Regions from separate parts of the Homo sapiens genome. Here all the other regions are linked to region 1. The links are chromatin contacts, found by Hi-C or POLR2A ChIA-PET in ENCODE. All regions are on one chromosome and are shown on one strand. The core of a region is the stretch at or near the end of the contact, and the rest is flanking DNA. Distances in the headings are between cores, read along the strand shown. Region 1 has its middle 7.5 kb from the start of NLRP2. Region 2 holds the start of GP6 (glycoprotein VI platelet). Region 3 holds the start of KIR2DS4 (killer cell immunoglobulin like receptor, two Ig domains and short cytoplasmic tail 4 (gene/pseudogene)).

Evidence for each region. Hi-C counts contacts between places; a loop is a spot of excess contacts on that map. ChIA-PET counts read pairs that join two places held with the same protein, here RNA polymerase II (POLR2A). Pooled maps may share reads with other maps.
Region 2: a pooled map shows a loop between it and region 1 (2.2-fold over the local background). The contact joins the promoter of GP6 here to the enhancer-like site in region 1. A Hi-C loop is called at or near these places in 1 of 50 pooled maps. POLR2A ChIA-PET finds 5 or more read pairs at or near these places in 4 of 52 experiments (K562, WTC11, activated T-cell and 1 more).
Region 3: a loop to region 1 is called in a pooled map, with 2.2 times the contacts of the local background. The contact joins the promoter of KIR2DS4 here to the enhancer-like site in region 1. A Hi-C loop is called at or near these places in 1 of 50 pooled maps.

Annotation. Positions count from the first base shown.
Region 1 is chr19:54,957,249-54,960,421 of GRCh38, reverse strand. It overlaps a transcript of NLRP7 not described here. Among named protein-coding and RNA genes, the nearest start is that of NLRP2, 7.5 kb to the left of the region's middle. Within about 2 kb of position 1,386, at least 4 of the 41 ENCODE cell types and tissues checked have a DNase peak (open chromatin) inside an H3K27ac peak, as active enhancers do.
Region 2 is chr19:55,036,845-55,040,008 of GRCh38, reverse strand. It overlaps GP6 (glycoprotein VI platelet), which reads left to right and starts at 1,745. Exons shown (of 8, transcript NM_016363.5): 1 at 1,745-1,806. The coding sequence starts at 1,773. The region is part of intron 2 of GP6-AS1 (GP6 antisense RNA 1); the gene reads right to left. It also overlaps a transcript of RDH13 not described here.
Region 3 is chr19:54,830,843-54,833,974 of GRCh38, reverse strand. It overlaps KIR2DS4 (killer cell immunoglobulin like receptor, two Ig domains and short cytoplasmic tail 4 (gene/pseudogene)), which reads right to left and starts at 1,268. Exons shown (of 7, transcript NM_001281972.2): 1 at 1,177-1,268. The coding sequence starts at 1,210.

The DNA.
Region 1 (3,173 bases), core at 137-2,636:
CACTTTGGGAGGCTGAGATGGGTGGATCACTTGAGGTCAGGAGCTCGAGACTAGCCTGGCCAACATGGTGAAATCCCGTCTCTACTAAAAATACAAAAGTTAGCTGGGTGTGGCGGCAGGCACCTGTAATCCCAGCTACCCAGGAGGCTGAGGGAGGAGAATTGCTTGAACCCGGGAAGCAGAGGTTGCAGTGAGCTGAGATCTCGCCACTGCACTCCAGCCTGGGTGATAGAGGGAGACAACATCTCAAAAAACAAAACGAAAGAAACAAACAAACAAAAAAAACAAGAAACACCAGACTTCTGTTGGAATAAGTGAGTTTGGTTCGGGTAGATGGAACCTGCAAAGGGGTTTGGAGATCCAAAAGAGGAACTACGTGGTTAGAACAGAGTATCGGATGAACTGATAAGAAACCACAATTCAAAAACAATTCAACAAAATGCCCAGGTCTGTGAAAGCCTGTCTACACCAGGCCTTGGGTCTCTGTGTACATTGCCTGCTTCTGACAAGGCTCTGCAGCCGGGAGTCGGCTCCCAGGGTTGCATGGCTGGGAACAACAGAAGCTCAGGAGCGGACCTAAAACGGAGCAGTTGGGTAAAATGAAGCTGTCTCCATTTACTTTCTACAGACAGACATCCATGAGAGGATGAGGAGGTGTGCTTGCCTCCTGGTCAAGCACTAATTTTTTTTTCCAAGCACTAATTTTAATTTTTTTATTTTTTGTAGAAACAGGGTCTCAGAGTATTTGCTTTGGCAGCACATACACTAAAATTGGAAATGGGGGTCTTGCTATGTTGCCCAGGCTGGACTTGAGCTCCTGGGCTCAAGGGATCCTCCCACCTCAACCTCCTAAAGTGCTATCCACTCTGACCTTGTGATCCACCTGCCTCAGCCTCCCAAAGTGCTGGTGAGGGAAGAGAGAAACCGTCTCATATTGTTTTATATTGTTTTATACTCAGTACTTGTTTTAGAAAAAAAACAAGGAGGCCGGGCACGGTGGCTCACGCCTGTAATCCCAGCACTTTGGGAGGCCAAGGCGGGTGGATCACAAGGTCAGGAGTTTGAGACCAGCCTGGCCAACATGGTGAAACCCCGTCTCTATTAAAAATACAAAAATTAGCCGGGCATGGTGGCGTGCGCCTGTAATCCCAGCTACTCGGAAGGATGAGGCAGCAGAATTGCTTGAATCCAGGAGGCGGAGCTTGCAGTGAGCCGAGATTGTGCCACTGCACTCCAGCCTTAGCGACAGAGCAAGACTCTGTCTCAAAAAAAAAAAAAAAGAAAAAGAAAAAAACAAGGAAGTGAAACCAAAGGCAGGTAGCCCGGCGCCAGGCACCAGACCCAAAACCAGACCCGAAACCAGGCCTGGGCCTGCCTGGCGTAAACCTAGTAGATAAAAATCAACTCATGACTTAGAACCCGATGTTATCCATAGATTCCAGGCATTGTATAGAAGAACACTGTGAAACTCCCTGCCCTATTCTTTCTCTCTGACCAGCAGTGCACGAAACCCCTGTTATGTATCCCCTAGATTGCTCAATCATGACCCTTTCATGCGCAGTCTTTAGTGTTGTGAGCCCTTAAAAGGGACAGAAACTGTGCACTCGAGGAGCTTGGATTTTAAGACAGTAGCTTGCCGATGCTCCCAGCTGAATAAAGCCCTTCCTTCTACAACTCGGTGTCTGAGAGGTTTTTGTCTGTGGCTCGTCCTGCTACACTGGGATTACAGGCGTGAGCCACTGTGCCTGGCCACTAGTTATTATTATTATTATTATTTGAGACAGAGTCTCACTCTGTCCCTTGGGCTGGAGTGCAGTGGCCTGATCTTGACTCACTGCAACCTTTGCCTCCCGGGTTCAAGCGATTCTCCTGCCTCAGCCTCCAGAGTAGCTGGGATTACAGGCATGCACCACTATGCCCAGCTAGCTAACTTTTTGTATTTTTAGTAGAGACAGGGTTTCACCATGTTGGCCAGGCTGGTCTTGAACTCCTGACCTTGTGATTCGCCCACCTCGGCGTCCCAAAGTGCTGGGATTAGAGGCGTGAGCCACTGCACCCGGCAATACTAGTTATTGTTAATGCTATTATTGTTACTGACATGTTCATTTTTACCTAGCCACTTTATTTTCCCACCTCTTTCTCCCTACTTCTCCTAAGTGTCAATGTTAGATAAGTCTGAAATTCTCTTTCCCTGTCCCTCTCTGTCTCTCTCTCCTTCTTTGTCTTTCTTTCACCTGAGACCCATAATCCTGGAGATAGCAAGTGCCTCAGGGAGAAAATCCCAAACCAAGCGATTCTCCTGCCCTAGCCTTCCAAGTAGCTGGGATTACAGGCTCCTGCCACCATACCAAGCTAATTTTGTATTTTTAGTAAAGACACGGTCTCACCACCTTGGCCAGGCTAGTCTCGGACTCCTGACCTCAGGTGATCCACCCACCTGGGCCTCCCAAAGTGCTGGAATTACAGGCGTGAGACACCGTGCCCGGCCCCCTCCCCATCTTTTTTAAATAGAGACTGGGTCTCACTTTGTACACCGGGCCAGTCTTGAACTCTTGGGCTCCATGGCCCTCCAGTGTGGAGGAGAGAAAATGGATTCCCTCCACCCTCCTAGGTTCTTTGGATGGGCTATGAATTACATTGACACAAAACAGTTTGACAGAAGAAAAACCAGATTCAATTATGTATGCACAGGAGTCCCACAAAAATGTGAGACTGGAGGAAGGGCCAGATGATTGAAGCTCATCTAGCTGCCTGAGCTACAGAAAGGAGTATAAGAGTGTAGGGTGCAGTGGCTCACGCCTGTGATCCCAGCAGTTTGGGAGGCCAAGGTGGGTGGATCACCTGAGGTCAGGAGTTTGAGACCAGCCTGGCCAACATGGTGAAACCCCATCTCTGCTAAAAATACAAAAATTAGCTGGTGTGGTGGTGTGTGCCTGTAATCCCAGCTACTCCGGAGGCTGAGGCAGGAGAATCACTTGAACCCGGGAGGAGGAAACTGCAGTGAGCTAAGATCGCACCATTGTACTCCAGCCTGGGCTTCAAAGGGAGACTCCATCTCAAAAAAAAAAAAAAAAAGAAGAAGAAGAAGAAAGGAGTAGGGGTGTCCGTCCCAGTGGCTCACGGTCTGTAATCTCAACACTTTGGGAACCGAAATGGGTGGATCACCTGACGTC
Region 2 (3,164 bases), core at 496-2,995, 79 kb before region 1:
TCTAATCCCTGTCTCTATGAATTTGACTCCTCTCGATACCTCAGATAAGCGGCACAATGCAGTATTTATCTGTCAAGTCCGGAATATTTCCTTTAGCATAATGTCTTCAAGGTCCATCACGTTGTAGCATGTATCTGAATTTATTCTTTTATAATATTTTTTATTTTTTGGAGACAGAATCTCGCTCTGTCACCCAGGCTGGAGTGCAATGGCGCGATCTCGGCTCACCGCAACTTCCGCGTCCCGGGTTCAAGCCATTCTCCTGTCTCAGCCTCCGGAGTAGCTGGGACTACAGGTGCCTGCCGCCATGCCCGGCTATTTTTTTTTTGTATTTTTTGGGGGTTTTACTGTGTTGCCCAGGCTGGTCTTGAACTGCTGAGCTCAGGCAATCTGCCTGCCTCAGCCTCCTAAAGTACTAGGATTACAGGCATGGGCCACCACGCCCGGCCTTATTTTTATTTTTGAGACAGTCTCACTCTGCCGCCCAGGCTGGAGTGCAGTGGTGCGATCTCGGCTTACCGCAATCTCTGCCTCCCAGGTTCAAGCGATTCTCATGCCTCCGTCTCCCAAGTAGCTGGGATTACAGGCACCTGCCACCATGCCCGGCTAATTTAACGCCCAGCTAATTTTTGTATTTTTAGTAGAGATGGGGTTTCACCATGTTAACCAGGCTGGTCTCGGACTCCTGACCTCAGGTGATCCGCCCGCCTCGGCCTCCCAAAGTGCTGGGATTACAGGCGTGAGCCACTGTGCCTGGCTGATTTTTATTCTTTTAGTTAAGGCTGGTTGATATTACCTTGTGTGTATATACCACATGTTGTTTATCCATTGTTGTTGATGGACATGTGGGTGGTTTCACCTTTTGGCTATTGTGAATAAAGCTGCTATGAACACTGTGTACAAATATGTTAGAGACCCTGTTTTCAGTTCTTTTAGGTGTGTACCCCGAAGTGGAATTGCTGGATTTTATGGCAATCCCACGTTTAACTTCTGGAGGAGCTGCTGGAACTGTTTTCCACAGCAGGGGCGCCATGTTACGTCCCTGCCAGCAATGCACGCGCAGTTCAATTTCTCTGCATACTCACCAATATCTGCTGTTTTCCATTAAAAAAAATTATAGCCGGTCGGGTGCAGTGGCTCATGCCTGTAATCCCAGCACTTTGGGAGACCGAGGCAGGTGGATCAACTGAGGTCAGGAGTTCAAGACCAGCCTGGCCAACACAGTGAAACCCCATCTCTACTAAAAATACAAAAATTAGCCTGGTGTGGTACATACCTATAATCCCAGCCACTTGGGAGGCTGAGGCAGGAGAATCGCTTGAACCTGGGAGGTGGAGGTTGTAGTGGGCCGAGATGGCGCCACTGCACTCCAACCTGGGCAAAAAGAACGAGACTTTGTCTCAAAAGAAAAAAAAAAAATACAGCCATTCCAGAAGGTGTGAAGTCATATCTCACTGTGGTTTTGATGCGTATTTTCCTAGTGACATCAGGGAGTTTATGGGAGCACGGGAACACAGACCAGGCCCCAGCAGGCGGACAAACGGTGCAACGCCAGGCTGGCCAGAGGAGATAAGCGCGGCTCCTTGGAGCTTGTGTGCAAGTCACTGTACTGAGGAGCCGGCTACGGCTCGATGAGTCTCAATTAGGAAAGGCCGGGGCTGGTGGAGGAAGGGAGGAGAGCATTCTTCATCCTCATCACATCCTGAGCCTGTGCCCCAGGCTCCCACCACTTCCCTCCCTGGCCACAGAGCTCAGGACAGGGCTGAGGAACCATGTCTCCATCCCCGACCGCCCTCTTCTGTCTTGGTGAGTCCTGAGGGTCAGATCTGGGAAATGCTGAAGGACAGGCATGGACTGCCAGACAAAGGATTTTTAAGAAATTTGCATTGGTGATGAATTTCAGGACAAAAAGGAACCTGTAAGAGCCCCTTCATTTGTTGGGTGGGGAAACGGGGGGCCAGCGAGCTGGCATTTTGCATGAGTTATTCCAGTGTATTCATGGCTGGGTCAGGAAATGAACAGAGTATCCTAGCATTGGTCACAACTTTGTTCTACTACACTGCAGTTGCCCCTTTTTTAAAAAATGTGGGCCAGGCACAGTGGCTCACGCCTGTAATCTCAACCTTGGGAGGCCGAGGTGGGTGGATCACCTGAGGTCAGGAGTTCAAGACCAGCCTGGTCAACATGGTGAAACCCCATCTCTACAAAAATTAGCCGGGCGTGATGGCGGGTGCTTGTAATCCCAGCTACGTGGGAGGCTGAGGTGGGAGAATTGCTTGAAACTGGGAGGCAGAAGTTGCAGTGAGCTGAGGTCAGGCATTGCACTCCAGCCTGGGCAACAGAGAGAGCCTCCATCTCAAAAAAAAAAAAAAAAAAAAAAAAAAAGGCTGAGTGCCATGGCTTACACACTTTGGGAGGCCGAGGCGGGTGGGCCATCTGAGGTCGGGAGTTTGAGACCAGCCTGACCAACATGGAGAAACCCCATCTCTACTAAAAATACAAAATTAGCCGGGTGTGGTGGCACATGCCTGTAATCCCAGCTACTCTGGAGGCTAAGGCAGGAGAATCGCTTGAACCTGGGAGGTGGAGGTTGCGGTGAGCCAAGATCACACCATTGCACTCTGGCCTGGGCAACAAGAGCGAAACTCCGTCTCAAAAAAAAAAAAAAAAAAATTGTGGAATTGATATCTGGACTAGGTATGGATTTAATTTGTCAGTATCCCCTACAGTAGTGGAGTAAATAGTCTCCTGATGGATGGGTGGCAGGTCGAATGCATTTCTGCTGCCTGATCTTCACTTGTGCTGGGCATGTCGAATGCATTATTTCCTGATTTCTTCAGAATTTGACCACTAAAGGGACAGCATCTCCAAAAGGCTAAGCAGGAAGAAGATGGTTGCATTACTGGAGATGAGAGGGTTAACTGTGAATATAAACAACCTCTCATTCATTATCCATCCATGGATGTATTCTTTTTTTCTTTTTGTTTGTTTTTTGAGATGGAGTCTCGCTCAGTCGGTCGCTCAGGCTGGAATGCAATGGCATGATCTCAGCTCACTGCAAACTCTGCCTCCCGGGTCCAAGTGATTCTCCTGCCTCAGCCTCCCGAATAGTTGGGATTACAGGCATCTGCCACCAGGTCTGGCTAATTATTGTATTTTTAGTA
Region 3 (3,132 bases), core at 19-2,518, 130 kb after region 1:
CCACTCCAGGCTCATATCTCCACTCCAGGCCCATATCTCCACTCCAGGGCCATATCTCCACTCCAGGCTCATATCTCCACTCCAGGCCCATATCTCCACTCCAGGGCCATATCTCCACTCCAGGCCCAGATCTCCACCTCCAGGCCCGTATCTCCACTCTAGTCCCATATCTCCACTCCAGGCCCATATCTCCACCTCCAGGCCCATAACTTCACTCCAGGCCCATAACTCCACTCCAGGCCCATATCTCCACCTCCAGGCCCATATCTCCACTCCAGGGCCATATCTCCACTCCAGGCTCATATCTCCACTCCAGGCCCATATCTCCACTCCAGGGCCATATCTCCACTCCAGGCCCAGATCTCCACCTCCAGGCCCCTATCTCCACTCTAGTCCCATATCTCCACTCCAGGCCCATATCTCCACCTCCAGGCCCATAACTTCACTCCAGGCCCATAACTCCACTCCAGGCCCATATCTCCACCTCCAGGCCCATATCTCCACTGCAGACCCATATCTCCACTCCAGGCCCATATCTCCACTCCAGGCCCAGATCTCCACTCCAGGCCCAGATCTCCACTCCAGGCCCAGATCTCCACCTCCAGGCCCCTATCTCCACTCTAGTCCCATATCTCCACTCCAGGCCCATATCTCCACCTCCAGGCCCATAACTTCACTCCAGGCCCATAACTCCACTGCAGACCCATATCTCCACTCCAGGCCCATATCTCCACTCCAGGACCATATCTCCACTCCAGGCTCATATCTCCACTCCAGGCCCGTATCTCCACCTCCAGGCCCATAACTTCACTCCAGGCCCATAACTCCACTCCAGGCCCATATCTCCACTCCAGTCCCATATCTCCACTCCAGTCCCATATCTCCACCCTAGGCTCCTACCTCCCCTCCAGGTTCCTATCTCTCCTCCAGGTTCCTCTCTCCACTCCAGGTTCCTATCCCCACTCCAGGCCCATATCTCCACTCCAGGCCCAGATCTTCACTCCAGGCCCAGATCTCCACTCCAGGCGCAGATCTCCACTTCTAGGCTCATCACTCCATCTCTAGGCCCAGATCTCCACTCCAGGCCCATAACTCCACCTCCAGGCCCATATCTCCACCTCTGGGCCCAGATCTCCATCCCCACGCTCCCTCCCTCTATTCCCTTCCAGGACTCACCAACACACGCCATGATGATGACCATGAGCGACATGGTGCTGCCGGTGCAGACAGGCGGCCGCGCCCCAGCTCAGCTCAGCAGCGCACAGGATGTTATTTGGCGCCCTGCCCATGCAGTTTACATGTTGACCACATCATGGGAGGGTGACGTACGCAGGCTTTTTCTACCTTGCATGAGGCCCAGTGGGTGCTCGCTCAAGAGCAGAACATGGCTTCCTGGAAATTGCTCTCACTAGAATTGACACCTCGCGTCCTTCACTATGACCAACTCAAAACATGTCTTAGATCCAACCTCCCAAACATGAGATGCCTAAAATCTGTGCTAACATGAAAGACTTTTCATGAATTTTTATTGTTTTTATCTGAGATTCGAACTCTTCTTCCTGTGTAATATGCAAAATATCTAATAGGTATTATTAGTGTTTTCAGAGTCATTGTGACTAATAAACCATTAGAATTGTTCATGCTTGTATTTCTAGTATTACAGCAGAACCAGTTCAAATGATTTAAATTCCCAGGGAAGGATTATGCAATTATTTACAATCTTAGAATTGTACTTTATCAGCAAAAACCACACATGTAAATTCTGGATTTTTGTAGTTTTATCTATAATTTGTCTCATGACTCAAGATTCCAGAGTCCCAACTCTGGAGTTTGCTCTCTCTCTGTCTCTCTGCCTCCCTCATTTTAAATTTTACAGAAATATCCAGTAACATAATGCTATAGAAAATCAAGTTTCCCCCAGCAGGTCGGGAAGCCGAGGTGGGCGGATCAACTGAGATGAGGAGATTGAGAGCAGCCTGGCCAACACAGTGAAACCGCGTCTCTGCTAAAAATTCAAAAATTAGCCATGCCTGGTGGCAGGCACCTGAAACGCCAGCTACTCAAGAGACTGAGGCACGAGAATCGCCTGAACCTGGGAGGCGGAAGTTGCAGTGAGCTGAGATTGCTCCACTACAGTCCCGCCTGGGCGACAGAGCAAGACTCCGCCTCAAGAAAAAAAAATAGCAAGTAGCCTATAATAACAAATTAGAGGGCTCTGGCTACTAAATTTAAAGGGTTTTATAAGGCTACATGAAGTGCAGCATCCTCAAGAGTGTGGACACAGAGAGCCCCTTAGCAGAAACAGTGTCTAAAATACATCCGTGTACACACAGTCCCTTTAGAGTTGACAAAGGCTGCCGTGTGGTTTAAGGTGGCATAGAATGTCTTCTTAATAAATAATATTAAACCAAAGGGTTACACGTAGGAAAAAATAAATCTAAACTTATTCTCACACTATAAAAACACTTCTTACTTTTTATCTAGTTATTGTACATTTTTTATGATTTATATTTAAAATTGAGAAATAAAAGTCATATACGGTCATCCTTTACTATTCGTGGGTGATTGGTTTCAGGATCTCCACTCAGGTACCAAAATCTGCAGATGCTCAAGCCTCTTACATAAAATGACACAGCATTTGGATATAACCCATGCACATCCTCCTGTATACATGAAATCATCTCTTGATTACTTATAATTCCTGATACAGCCTACACACTGCCTCATTTGTGTCCATTCAACATAGTTTTGCATTTTGAAACTTTGTGGACATTTTCTCTGAATATTTTTGATTTACACTTGGTTCAATAAACACCTGTAAACCCCACAGATATGGAGGAGCGACTGTATATTTATAGTATGAAATATGATGTGTTGATATGTGTCCCCGTGGAGATGAGACTAGCAAGGCTTATGACTCTACAAATGTTTCATCGTGGAATGACTCTGCCAGCTTTCCAGGTTGCAGAGAGTAAGAATATCACTTGTTCATGTGATTCACGATCCTTGGAACCTCCTATGTGCTGCATCTTTGGATGGAAATTGGAGTCCCAGAGACAAATGAGGCTCCACCCTGCTTCCAGAAGCTCAGAGTCCAGGGGTGAGAACCCAGCGGAGAACAGATGGGGTTAT